Linked DNA regions of Homo sapiens: region 2 is linked to region 1. The links are chromatin contacts, found by Hi-C in ENCODE. All regions are on one chromosome and are shown on one strand. Each heading gives the region's core, a stretch centred on a gene start or an enhancer-like site at or near the end of the contact. The rest is flanking DNA. Distances are from core to core; before and after follow the strand shown.

Evidence for each region. Hi-C counts contacts between places; a loop is a spot of excess contacts on that map. Pooled maps may share reads with other maps.
Region 2: a map of IMR-90 shows a loop between it and region 1 (7-fold over the local background). The contact joins two enhancer-like sites. A Hi-C loop is called at or near these places in 1 of 168 maps with a recorded cell type or tissue (IMR-90) and 2 of 50 pooled maps.

What each region holds. Positions count from the first base shown.
Region 1 is chr2:226,075,480-226,082,424 of GRCh38, forward strand. No RefSeq gene overlaps it. Among named protein-coding and RNA genes, the nearest start is that of MIR5702, 580 kb to the right of the region's middle. Within about 2 kb of position 4,277, at least 5 of the 41 ENCODE cell types and tissues checked have a DNase peak (open chromatin) inside an H3K27ac peak, as active enhancers do; they include IMR-90, where a contact is called at or near this core.
Region 2 is chr2:226,181,702-226,188,646 of GRCh38, forward strand. No RefSeq gene overlaps it. Among named protein-coding and RNA genes, the nearest start is that of MIR5702, 470 kb to the right of the region's middle. Within about 2 kb of position 4,215, at least 10 of the 41 ENCODE cell types and tissues checked have a DNase peak (open chromatin) inside an H3K27ac peak, as active enhancers do; they include IMR-90, where a contact is called at or near this core.

The DNA of each region.
Region 1 (6,945 bases), core at 3,027-5,526:
CCTGGACACCACCACGTTCCCCTCAAGGCGACATGCCTGGTCTGACCACAGGCCCTGCATGGAGCTTGCTCCTGTGTCAGTGCCTGGAGCAGCCAGCTGGGTCCCGCATTTGCTCTCTCACATGCTCCCTCCCATAAAGGAGCACAGCAGGCCAAGCAGAGAGGGGCACTCTTGCTCTGAGTCCAGTGAGGGGGCCAAGAAAAATTCTGCATCACTCTAACAATTCATAATTTGGACATCTTTTTTCTACAGGTAGAAATCTTTATAGAAATCTCAGCAGGAGATAGGTATAACCTAATTCATCAGCTATTTTTATCACATGATACAAGTGTCAAGTTAATAAAATGTAGAATTTGAATCTTATGGATGGCATAGGGTTTCCATTTCATTAGAATGTTTCCATTTAAATTCCTAAATAATCCTTAAAATAGCTGGTTACTGGGTTTTGAATTGAGCCGTGGCTTGGACGTTGAGTTGCATTCCAGTATCATACAATTTCCCTTCCCTGTATCTCCTGCCTAATCCAGCATAGGAGGTTCTTATGAGGCTGGTAGGGAAGAAGAGATTTGGCTTACTTAGGAAGCTACTAGTAGCATCCAATCTACATGGATTGCCTTCCTGTGCTTTAAACCACGGTAATCCACATGCCATCTGGCCTACACTTGTAAGGGAATAGTATTCTTTTGCCATTCTAGGCTGTGCATGGCAAAAGTCTTAAATTGTGTTGATTCATTTCAGCCTCTGTTTCTACCTTTTTGATATTCCACTCCGGCCCTTATGTGATTGCTTACTTTTGACTTCCTTTACTGATTCAGGTTCTTCATCCTTTTAACTATGGATATTTTTCAGGGTCAGAATCTGCACTTGGTCTTGGGTACTCTTGCTCCTGGCTGCTCATCTACATTATCAACACCTGGTTTGAGTCACTATCCTATTTGACCAGTCCCTGGATCTACTTCTTGGTTTACATTAAATACTCATCAGGATGGACATACAGTGGTCTCCTTCCAAATTATTATAAGTGAAGCTCAGAGATTCAGGTGTTTCTAAATGCTGAATAATAACAGATCATGTGTTTAACTTGGAATTCTTACAATAAGCTGATAGTTCTGGGTGCTTTATTTGAGTGTGATTTTCCTGGGTCCCCTTATCTACCAGATTAATATCTTACTCTATAATATTTTGGAGACCTTCATCATGCTTTGACTGAATGTCAAAAGAATTTGACCAAGAACAATGATACGACCAGCTCTGGCATGAATGTGACCATTTATCTAAGCCAAGCACACAAAGCAGGGTTAGTTTTTGAAACTGACTCACAGATTTAGGAGAAAATTTAAGTGGGTATCATTTTATCTGAAACTCTATCAGACAAATGCTTAAGCACAATATTTTCCTAGGAGAAATAATGTATTTTGAGAATACTGAGATAAGAATTTAATGAAAATTAAGGTAAAATAGAAAATCTTAATTTAAGTATTTATACAATTACAGGGAAATTTACATGAAAAAGGTCACTTAAAAATGAATATAAAGCAAATGTAAATACACTTCTCTGTTCATGCCATATAGAGGATGAATTTGTTTCTGGACAGGTTTAGAGAGCTCTCTAACCTTCTGTCTTCTAAATTTCCAATTAAAATATGGGCACAGGGAGTAGAGGAATGTGTTTGTTTACAGTTGGCAAAAACTGATTTCCTGTTTCTAAGAAAAAAAAGCTTTTCAAAGCCTTTTTGGACTTCAAATAGCTCTTGCAAAACAATATTTTGATGAGCTAAGTGTAAATGAATCAGGAACATATGGATTGGATTTCCATTGAGATACACATGGGTTTAAACATAAGCTGAAGAGAATGCCTGGTAAGTTATACTTAGAATTGATAAAAACCAAAGTGTAGTATATTTTTCAGAACTTGTTTTGAGACACACCCACCTCCCAGCCCAAACACTGGGAGTTTATTTTCTTTTCTTAAGAAATCTTTTCTGAAAGGTGGATGTTACTTGTTCATTACTGAAAAAGAGTCAAGTTTTAAGGAGCAGCTTCCAAGCGATGTTATTACATGCATCTACCTATCAGAAGGAGTAGAAAGAAGATGTTATTACATGAATCTACCTATCCGAAGAAACCCTCAGGGCCACCAACACAAATAAATTATCATTTTGATATTTTTTCTTGCCCTTTCTACTTTCTGTTCCACTTCCCTGTCCTCAAACAGAAGTATCTAAGCACGGGAGGATAGAGAATGAAATCTTGTAATTGCTAAAGCATGCATGCCCAGGTATAGCTTTCATTGCATTTATAAAGGTGGCTTTACAATAGTTCTAAAAATGTTTAAAGTGAATAATCTCAAAAATATGCCATCCTCCATCCTGGGTGATATTTAAAATTGCACTAGGGACCATCTTGATACAAGATGTTATAACACTAAATAATTTGGGATTAGAAATTCTTACACATAGAAGAGATGATTACATGGTTAATGCTATTTATATAGCCTAATCCTTTAAGAGTCTCTGGGGTTTGTGAAACAATACAAGACATACCTCTCTTAGCCACTCAACAACAAACTTGCACCAGATGTTGTTATGAATGTTGTTTGTGTCTCCTAGGATTCATATGTTGAGTCCTAATACCTGGGAATGTGACTGTATTTTACAGAGAGGGCCTTTAAAGCAATAATTTTCTTAAAATAAGGTCAATAGGGTGGGTTCTAATCCAAGATGACTGGTGTCCTTAGAAGAAGAGATTAAGACACAGACAAGCTCAGAGGTTAAGACCATGTGAAGACACAAGAAGAATGTGGCCATGCACAGGCCTCAGAATAAACCAACTCTGCCAATAACTTTGTTTTGGACTTGCAGATTCCAGAATTGTGAGAAAATATATTGTCATTGTGTAAGCCATCTGGTCTGATATTTTGTTATAGCAGCCCTAGCACATTAATAGATAAACCTATTTGCTCTTCACCATTTACAAATAATTATGACTCTTAACTATAGGCCACTGTCTAGTTTTGTTCCCTATTACACCTGGAAGCTATCTTCCTAGAACCTAAACTTTTGACCATCAGGCTTAAAAGCCAGGGACTCTATAATCAGCAGCCTACAAGAAAATGCATACTTAAGCCAAGACAAGGTCCAGTTCTCCTGATCATAGTGTAATCTGTTCTTAGTATTCCTCCGACAGATGCTGAATCCTATTCCTTTCCCTGATCAGATTCTGTTTTTTGCCCATTTCCCATATGCTCAGTTTATATTTTCAGTTTTATTCTTTTCTCCCAAAGTTAAGCCTATTTCCTCAACATGGCCTAATACCTGTATTCCATTCTCACAGTCAAGCAATGGACTCATGATTAGTCATATTTTTCTCATTAATAAGAACACTGGTGACATTCTTGCCATGTGATGGCTTAACTGCTACACTTTGGAGGCACATCCTCCTCCTCTTCCTTCATCAACTTGGCCCACTCAGGCCTGCTGTCTTCTCTAAACTAATCTGAATTTCCTTACAGGATAATTGCTCCAGGCTCTGGCATCAGAGTGGCTATGTTCTTATTCTGACCCCCTTTCATATGAACTAGGTGGGAAATTCCTTCATCTGAAAATAGGGATAATCATAGAATCTATTTCACAGGGTTGTAGGGGACTTGAATAGAATGGTGTATGAACAGAGCTTAGGATTTCTCAAAAGCTCAATAAATGTTAGATAACTTGTTAGGAATGATAATGGCTTCTCTAAAATGTGAATATGCATTGTTCATTGACAGCAATCCTATGAAGGGGGAATTAGCTTTATCTATTTGAGATAAAAAAAAGCCTGAGCAAAACCTGACTGAGTGCAAAAACAATGGTTTTCATGCATTTTCCAGCATGGTTCCACCTTGGAAGAGAAAGTCAAGGGAAATGAGCCAGATATAATGATTCACTGTAGCCTAAATACATCATGGCTTCATTGGGGGCCACTGGGGAGAACAACTCACTTTGGAAAAGGGATTAATATGTTATAACCAAGACTATGGATAAGCTTTTAGACCTTTCTTTTTAAAAAAATAATTTTTTTTGTGCTTTGAGTTTCTGTTTTATAGACCTTTCTTAAGAAGATAGTTGGAGCAAATTCCTATAGTTAGAAACAAACTCATTATATGCTCCAAAGGCCTGAATCCAATGTTCTGACTAATGGATCTGAAATAAAACATTATTTATATCCATATTATACAATGAATGAATTGGCCAGGAAACTGAGGGTGTGTTGATGACTTTGAGTCTTAGTGAATAGGGTGATCTCATGACCACAGCATTCTGGAGAGGTGCATTAGTGCACTTTCATGTCATCTGTGGGAGCCTTGACATTGAGAAGCATGACAGTAAATTACATCATTCAAGTCTTGAAGCAAACCAGTGGAGTTAGGTTCATTCTTCTTGCTCCCTCCTTATTGTATTTTGCTGACCACAGTATGTTCTCTGTTTGGAGTGGGGGTGGAGGCAAGAAGCCACAAATAGCATAAGCAGGAGTTGATGCTTCAAGGGGGTTATCATGATTGGAGCTGTGCCTTCATGCAATGTCTTGCACTGTTATCTGTCATTTGTTTTGCAAAGTGTTAATACACAAAATCATTTGGAAACTCCATCAAAGACAGATGGCATTATGCCATATGAGGCCATGAGACTAAGAGACTGTCTTCTCAAGGGCCAAGTGCAGGAAAATAGAAAGCTGATTTTAAAGATCTTCCTCCTCTATTTTCACCTTCTCGTCTAACTGATTTTAATTGTTCTCTAAAGTTATGAGTAACACAGTTTATAGCAATTTCCACACATTTCCCTAAGAAAAATGCTGCCATAAACACACATAATTAAAATATGTGAAGTATCAGGTTATCAACATTATATTACTAAATAAGACTAACACAGTAATTACTCCCAAGAAGGCATGTATAGGTCTTTCTGTGTGGGTGTTCATATGTGCAACACTGAAGGGGAAGAAGGCTGTGGCAGGAAATGTATCCCTTAGGAAAGAGTAGGAATGTAATCAAGTGCATTTTGATTCCAAGGAAATGACTACATTGACTTCAACATTTTTCACATGAAGGTTGCAGGACCTTGTACTGACTATCAAGTTTCAGCTCAAAGTTACCAGGAAGAAAGGCTGTCCTCAGCTGTAGTAGCCTGGATCTCTAAACTCTGATGCTCTTCTCTATTATTCATTTTAAATTTTGCATAATGCATACCATTATCTGCAAGTTGTTTGTGCTTTTTGGTATTTATTATCTCAGTTTTCTCACCAGAATGTGGGCTATGTGATAGCAGAAACTTAGTTCATCATATTCATTATTGTGTTTTCAACACATAGAACACAGTCTGCCACAAAGGAGATGTTCAATCATGATTGCTCCAATAAGAAATAAATGATTGATTGAATATCCATGTTGTTAAGAGAAATGTTTTCAAAGAAAAGCATGAACCAGTTTGTTTATTCTATTAATAATGTTGGCCATTGGAATTAAAGCCAGCTCTGTACACTAAAGCATAGATTATCAGGGAAAATGTGTGACTTTTTACTTACCCTTCTCAATTCATGTATTTCTTTTGTGTGTTCATTCAACAAACATTAACACAGCTCTTATTTTGTGCCAAATGTAGTACTTTTGAAATGAGCACACTAAAAAGTAAAATACAGTTCCAGTTACATTTACTATGTAACTAGCAAGGAAAAAGTTAAGCAGAAAATAATAAGCACCTGGTAAAAGTTCTTTCCAAGTGGACTGCCATTATGTCTATTACCAAAACATGTGAGAGGCAATTTTTTAACAAATACCATAAGGTTACTTCTAAAAACATAACAAGATTGAGTATATAATGAAGTTTTAGGCTAGAAATAGTTTTCATGAACAGTTGAGTATCAGATAAGATATAATTCAATTATGCTTTTTAATATTACCACCTCCCAAGAAGATACTACTCCATATGGCAAGAAGTTTGGGCAGGGAATGTGGATGAACCCCATGATACTTTACTCAGAAAAGTTTCAAAGTGGGAAGGTATTTCTTTCTCTGTCTTCCCTGTTCCTTGACTCCAAGCCCAAGTGTTTATGGCAAGCAGAAAATAAGCATATACTCTTTTCTCCCCTTTGATTACTCTTGCCTCTGCAGTCATGATCCTATTTTCTCACTTTCCACCACCTCACTTTTTCTATGTCTAGGCTGAAACTGCAGACTTTGGAAACAGTGGGACAAGAAGTTAAGAGTTGTGAATAGCAGGACAATAACAGGTAATAAAATAAGGTTTTGCATGGTATTTTCTCTGTCTAGAGTTTCAGAGATGAGTAAAGAAAACAGAAATGGAAGAAAAAAGCTACCCCAAAAGAACAAAGGTACCTTCCATGAAAATCTACTGGATACAAGCAATTGATCTGCGTTCTGCCTGAGGCCCACAAGTACTCAAAGACTTCAGAAGGAGACTGGTTAACCATCTTAGTGAAAAAGAGCAGAGCCACAGGTGACCGATTTATTCTGTCTGTTCATAAAAATCTTAGTCCAGATCATTAAAGAGGATATATATACAAATATATACATATACATATATACACACATATACATATATATATACACATTCACATACATATATACATTCATACATACATATATATATATGCTAGGTGATATATCAACTAGAAGGCACACTATAGAATAAGACAAGGGATACTACACTAAAAATACTTGTAAAAACTGAACTAAAATATGTAGAGTAATTTTTCAGAAGAGTTCCTATATACTTCAGCAAAATGTAGTGGATAATAAAGAGAAAAAATGTCATAAGAAAGTTTAGTTGAATGAAAGAAGTGTATGAAAAGATAACAATATGAGATGAAAAGGTGAAAAGAAAGAATAATAAAATTATAAAAGAGAGAAAAAGAAAACTAAAATCATAGGATCAAAATTAAATATGGGAG
Region 2 (6,945 bases), core at 2,965-5,464, 110 kb after region 1:
TATTCCCACACTGCAGCAGGAACAATCCTTTTAACATTTACAGCAGATAATGTTACTCCTCTGGTCAGAACCTCTCAGTTGTTTTTAGTGTCCACTGGAGTATAAGTCAGAGTTCCTCACAGCTTATAAAGGTCAAGATGACCTGTTCCTGCTCTCCCTGACTTCACCTCCTGCTGCTTTCTTTTTGCTCACTCCACTCCAGCCAGGAGTTTCTCCTTGTTCCTCCAACCACTTCTCCAATCCATTCATGCTTCTGCTCAAATGTCATTTCCTTAGACAGGATTTCCCTGGCAAATTTATATATATAAAAGCAAATACTCCATAACTTTTCCCAACCCTACACCACAGGGAAACACAATTAGATGAATTATTATCCATAGTGGTTAACCCTGTAAAATTCCCACCCTCCCTTCCTTCCTTTTTTCCTTCTTTCCTCCCTCCCTCTCTCCCTTCCTCACTCCCTCCTCCCTCCCTTCCTTCCTTCTTTCCTCCCTCCCTTCCTTCCTTCCTTCTTTCCTCCCTCCCTCCCTTCCTTCCTTCCTTCCATTCTTCCTTCCCTGCAAATAATATAATTAAATCCAATAACCCAACACCCAACATGAAGCTAGAACACTCACAGAAACCCATGTGAGTATCCCAAGAATTTCTTTGCCACTCCTCATTCAAGACAACTACTACCCCAAATCTTGTATTAACAATGTTCCTGACTTCATTTGATATATGTTCACACATCTATTTGTATTTCTTTAAAAGTATTAGTTTGGGTTGCGTGTGTTTGGCTTTATGAAAAATGTAATGTTTTAAATATATAATAACTTATTTTGTATTCCTATTATATTGCTATGATCCATCTGCAATGTTGCATGTAGTTAAAGTCATTCATTTTCATTGCTACGTAATAGTCTCTCTTTGAATATGCCACACTTTTCTTCTCCAGCCCCCACTATATAGGACTGTGTTTGTTTCTAGGTGTTTGCCATAATGAACTTTGGAACAGGTTAGGGTTTCTCTCCATATAACTTATCATCACCTGATATTTTATGTATGCACTGGCTTATTTGTTGATTGCCTGGCTCCTCTCAGTAGAATGCAAAGGCCCTGGGAACAGAGCCTCTGTTTTCCCCCTGATGTATCAACAAAGCCTAACATAGTGCCTGCTATATAATAGGAAGTCCATTTATATCTACTCTCTCCACCTTTACCCTTTGTCCCGTTGCCTGGCTTATTATAATAGCCTTCTAAACTGTCTCCCTGCTTCTTCCCTTGCCGCCCTTAAATCAACTCTCAACATAACAGCCAGGATTATTTTGTTAAAAGTTATACAAGATTCTGTCATTTTTCTGTTCAAAAATCCCTAGCAGCCTCCCCCATCTCAAAGTAAAAGCCAAAGTCCTTATAATAAACTATGGCTTTGTAAGATCTGGCTTCCTTCACTTCTCTAAACTTATCTCCTACTATCTGTACTCCGGGCACACTGACCTCCTTGGTACTCTTGAACACTCTACATTCACGATCCCTAGGACCTTTGCTCTTGCTGTACTCTTTGCTTGGACAGTTTTTCCCTCAAATATCTACAAAGCTTTTATCTTACTTCCTTCCCTTGTGTGCTCAAAAGTCACATATTGAGGTCTTCTCTTTTACTCCATGTAAAATTGAAACTCTGTCATCATATTCTGTCCCTTTACAGTGCTTTTTATCCTTAGAGCTCATTGCTATTTAACTTTTTTTTACTTATATATTTTATTTGTTTATCTCCTCTTACTGAACTACTACCTTTATAAAGCTACGATTTTGTATTCACTACTGAATCCTTGGTCCCTGGAATATGCCTGGCACATACGAGTTGTTCAATTAATACTGAATGAATAAATGAATAACGGGGAAAGTGAACATGATAAGTAGTTGTTATTTATGCAACCACTTATTTGGGCATTCATTAGATCATAGTTATATTTTTGATGGTCTCGTGGATATCAGAATGACTTAAAACTTTAAAAATAAAATATTCCCAAAGCTACTGATGCAACCATCTGAAAAAATAGAAGATGATGTAAGACATGCACATGACTAGAGTCAGACCACTAACTCTGAAGATCCTAATTCCTGAAGCTAGTTTTAAAATATTAAACATAATTTTTGCTTTGCATAAAGCAAGGCACAAGAATTCCTAGAGGGCAAAATCAGATCTAGACTTGGTGTTGCATTTATGGAGGAGCGAAGCACAGACCCCCTTTGCTGGAGTTTGTCACACGAGGAGCTTCTCAAGACTCCAGGGGAACAATAGTGCCTCTTTGCTGCTGGTGTGGTCTTGTGGTTCTTGAGGAAAGCAATGGTTTTGCTAAAGTTATTACAAATATTTAAAAATTATTCAGTTCTAAGTTTCAATGTGTGTTTTTAAAAATTACTTCACTCTAGCTTAATAACATTTCCAAAGAAATCTCTAAGAAAAAACAAGACTTCTGGAGGGAGCTAGATAAGAAGGGCTGAGGAGAAGATAGGTGATTTCCGGCTGCCATGTCATTATTAACCACGAATAGAAGAAAAGAAATGCACAAGGAATAAAATTAATGTCTTTAAAAGATATGGATACATGTTAACATCAAAGAATTTTGAGCTCAGGATATGTATTTTACAATTTTAGCTAAATCTTGAATTATATGAATCTTTAAAATGTCAAGATGTGGCAAATAGGCTTCGCAATCATGGTTTGTCATCTCGTCAATGCTCTTGACTTTTGAGTTTTCATGTAGAGAAGACATTCCTTTTGCTATCATCCTTCTGATAAAATTAGCTATGTGTGTTGTGTAGCAGTATTTCCATCCACACACAAGGGTGTGACTTGGCATTCTTTGTTACAACTGCTACTCAACCACTTATTTAAAATAAAAGTCTAAAACTGAAATCCTCTAATGAGTTGGAAAAGTTTTGCTTTAAAAATTATCCTTTTAGAGTGATTTCCAGTGCCATTTAGGGGATATAAGGAAGGAAATTCCAAGGTGTCTGTATTTTATCTGCAAATAAAACGATCATGTGACCACATGCCTGTTTGATCTGTGCCTGGTAGCTTAGCATGGCTACAGCAAAAGACGCACTTGCTATAATCATTTCAACCCCCACCCAACCCAAATCATCAACATTTCTCATCAAAGGAGAACATTTACATGCTCTGAAACATTGAATGAAAATAAGTGAAAACCTCTTCAGATATTTGTTTTAAAAATTCTCTGAGAGTACATAGAGTTTGGATCATGAAAGCAGAACTCAATTCATACTTCTGATCCTTCCCGGTTTCACATTTTTAAAAAATGTTATTTCACCACCTCCATGATCAGAAGGCGATGAGCTTGCTTTGTTTCCCAACTGACCTATTCATATCAAGTTAGTTACACTCACTTAAGTCTCCCCACCACCTTTGGCCAATCCCACAGAGCCCTCCTATGGAGCTGGAAACTCATATAGAGACTTTTGTTTTTTATAGAGAATTCAATAGCTCAATGCCACAAGACACCCTTTCTTATTAAAACGAGAAAGAAATGCATGGAAGTTGTTAAAAACAAATCATTTTCCATTAGTAAAAGTTACATGATTGGAAAGAGAAGAGCACATTGCTGTAATTACCAGTACATTAAGCAGGGGATGAACAGCTGCGTGAACTTGGAGTCAGTAGAATAACAGCCACCGAGCCAGCTTCCCCATATGGTCCAAGCAAGGAGGTGGGGCTTCTAGCTGCCTGGGGGTTGGGGAGAGGTGAGGAGGGGGCAAACGAATCCCATTCAAGTAGGAAATGTAAGCCAAGAAATGTCTGGCTTCCCAATCCAAACCCAGATTTCTCTGTGCTGCACTGGAAAAATCCCCCTGGCCTCCATAACAAAAACCTCTAAAATCAATGTTGTCTTTTCCTAAAGAGAGCAAAATGTGAGCGTTTTCAGACTTTTGGCTACATTGCTACTAATAGAAAAGACGACCTCAGAAGGACTTAGTCACTTCCTCAGCTTTTTGGGGTGTGGCTATGACTTGGAATTATTGGTATCACTTAGTAAACACTGTTTGATCTAGCATTTGCCTTCTCTCCCAATTAAAAATAGAGTCTGGCCAACAATGACAGGTCCCCACCACCAGGTATTGGCCTCAGTCTGTTTCAGTGAAAAGCATTACAGCCTTCTAATTGGCATTCTCTTCAGAATTTGGCAAATTTGGTCAAAGCAGACCAGCACTATAGTAACCTTTCATTATCAATGCAAATCCTAACAGAAAAGCATTCCATTCTTCTTACATTGTACGTCATAAATGAAACACAATAAATTTTATTGTGAAACCTCCTAGGAAGACATTCCTGAATAGACAAAGCAGAAAATGCTTGCATTATACTAAACAGAGCTAAAATTTGATAGTTGCTGGAAGGGTTGGCTATAAGGAATCTAGCTGTTTACAGGGGAAATACCAAATAGGCTACATCATTTGCAAGGAGATGTTTTTGTAAGTACCATGTCCAAAACCATTTGGGTTTCAACTATATGAAGGTTATTATTGCAGAGAATGGTGACCAGCTGTTCTTCATTGCCTCCGAAAACAGAATGAGAGAAAAAATGGCATTAAAGTGGAATTGGAAGAATTGAAGCTTCCTAAAAATTTGAGTTTGTTAACAGGAGAAGGATCCACACTAGGGAGTTATAAAATGAATGCCTTTCATTTTCTGTTGCTTTTAGAAATAAAAAGTGGCACTTTTAAGACAATTCAGGTAAAATTTTGTCCATCAATAAAATACTGAATTTGATAATCTTACAAATTTCTATTAAAAATAATTTCAAAAATATTTAAGAAATATGACTATTGGAAATTAGGCTATGTCTGGAGAATAATTCATCCAGTCATGCTATGGTGTCAGGGAATATTGTAAAATGAGAGAGTATTATTAAAAGAATCCTGTCGGAAATGTGTGCATTTCATGCCATAGATTTATGCAGGCATATTCTAGGAAGAAGGATAATGACTTCCCTGTAAATTAATATTGTCTTCAGAAATATCTAAATTTACAAATAAAAGATAAACAGCCTGGGCACGGTGGCTCACGCCTGTAATCCCAACACTTTGGGAGGCGGAGGAGGGCGGATCACCTGAGGTCAGGATCACCTGAGCTCAAGACCAGCCTGGCCAACATGGTGAAACCCTGTCTCTGCTAAAAATACAAAAATTAGCTGGGTGTGGTGATGCATGCCTGTATTCCCAGCTACTTGGGAGTCTGAGGTAGGACAATCACTTGAACCCAGGAGGCAGAGGTTGCAGTGAGCCGGGATTGTGCCACTGCACTCCAGCCTAGGTGACAGAGAGAGAATTCATCTCAAAAAAAGAAAAAAGAAAAAAAAAAAAAAGAAAAACAATAGTATTCTACTCAATAGAATAGACACACTGCTATCTCTTAGAAAATTATTAGATTGATGAATACATAGATGTAAAAACATCATTTGGTGGGTATCAGGATTTCCACTGATAGTTGATTTGTGGACTCTCAAGAAATTTATACCTGTATTCAAACACATACTGTGATATTAACTTGCAGGACTTTCTTAATAAACCAACTGTGGGAAGGACACACATTCCTAGACTTTCATTCACAGGGCAAATCCATCATTGCCAGACTTCTGCTTTCCATAGAACACTCACTTTTCTGTTTTCTATTCAACTTGAATGAAAATTTCTACTAGATCTCATTCCAAATCCTCCCATGGGACAGAGCTACCTTTCAGCAATCAGTGCTTTACCAAGGGCCGCACTCAAATTTGAACATCTCAGTAGACATGGAATCAGAAGCGAGGGATTACTGAATTTCACTCTGAAAGCTTTTCTTCTCAGATACTGTAATAAAAAAGCACCACCTTCATCTCAGATGATTTGCAGCTTTTCTGACAGCTAACGTTTATCTCTGTGACTCTTGCATTCTAGGGAAAAAATACAATTTGTAGATAACTTTAAATATTTACCTTTTTTTTTCCAAGCAGGAAGCAAAGGGTAAAACAACCACACACACACACACACACACACACACACACACTCACACGCACACAAAGTTTCACTACATAGATACATCTTGATTTAAAATTCCTGGGCACTTAGGCTGCATGTCATGGCCCTCTGCGTGAGTTAAGTGGAGTCAGAGATTTCTGCCAAGTTATAGAGCTGGTTACTTACTTCAGGAAATATTCAGTTATTTCATTTGAAGTATGAAATTGCAGGAGCATCCAAAAGTTTACCAGGGTCTAAAACTACAAGTGAGCTTGTTATTTGTCTCTACTCTTTATCCTTCTATGGAGTAGTTCCAAGGGATCCTTTGAACCAGCTGCCCAGTTTTCATCCCTGTAAATAAATTTTTCTTCACACAGTACAGGGTCAACTTCTGAAGAAGAGACCGTTTATCATGGTAGTTAAAAGCACAGACTCAACCCAGACTGAATGGGCTCTAATTTCAGTTTTGCCTCTTAACAGCTGTGTGCCCTTTGGGTAAGATACTTAACCTCTCTGAGCCTCAGTTTCTTCCCCTGTAAAACTGGGATTTAATAGCATCTTTCTTAATTGGTTGTTTTGAGGATTTTAAAAAGTACTCAGAATCTTACCAGACTGTTTGCCCACAGCTCAGTAAATATGCACAGAGGTTGAGAACAGAAGGAATGAAACAGATCAGCCCAGAAAGACCACATGATCAAAAATCACCACTTTCCATACAGTAAGACAAATACAATACTCTTTAATATTTATCTTGGTGCAGCAGTGTATTAAGCCTGATTTTATTTTGAAGCAGAGGTAAAACTTATTTTACTTGCAGATATAAAACATTGCATAAAACTGTTCATGATGACCAGTTGCTGGGAAGTGGGGAGGATGTCATACTAGTAATTGTCCACACTGTCTACTTATCTTGTGCCTCTTCTGAACACAGTAGTAATAAATAGA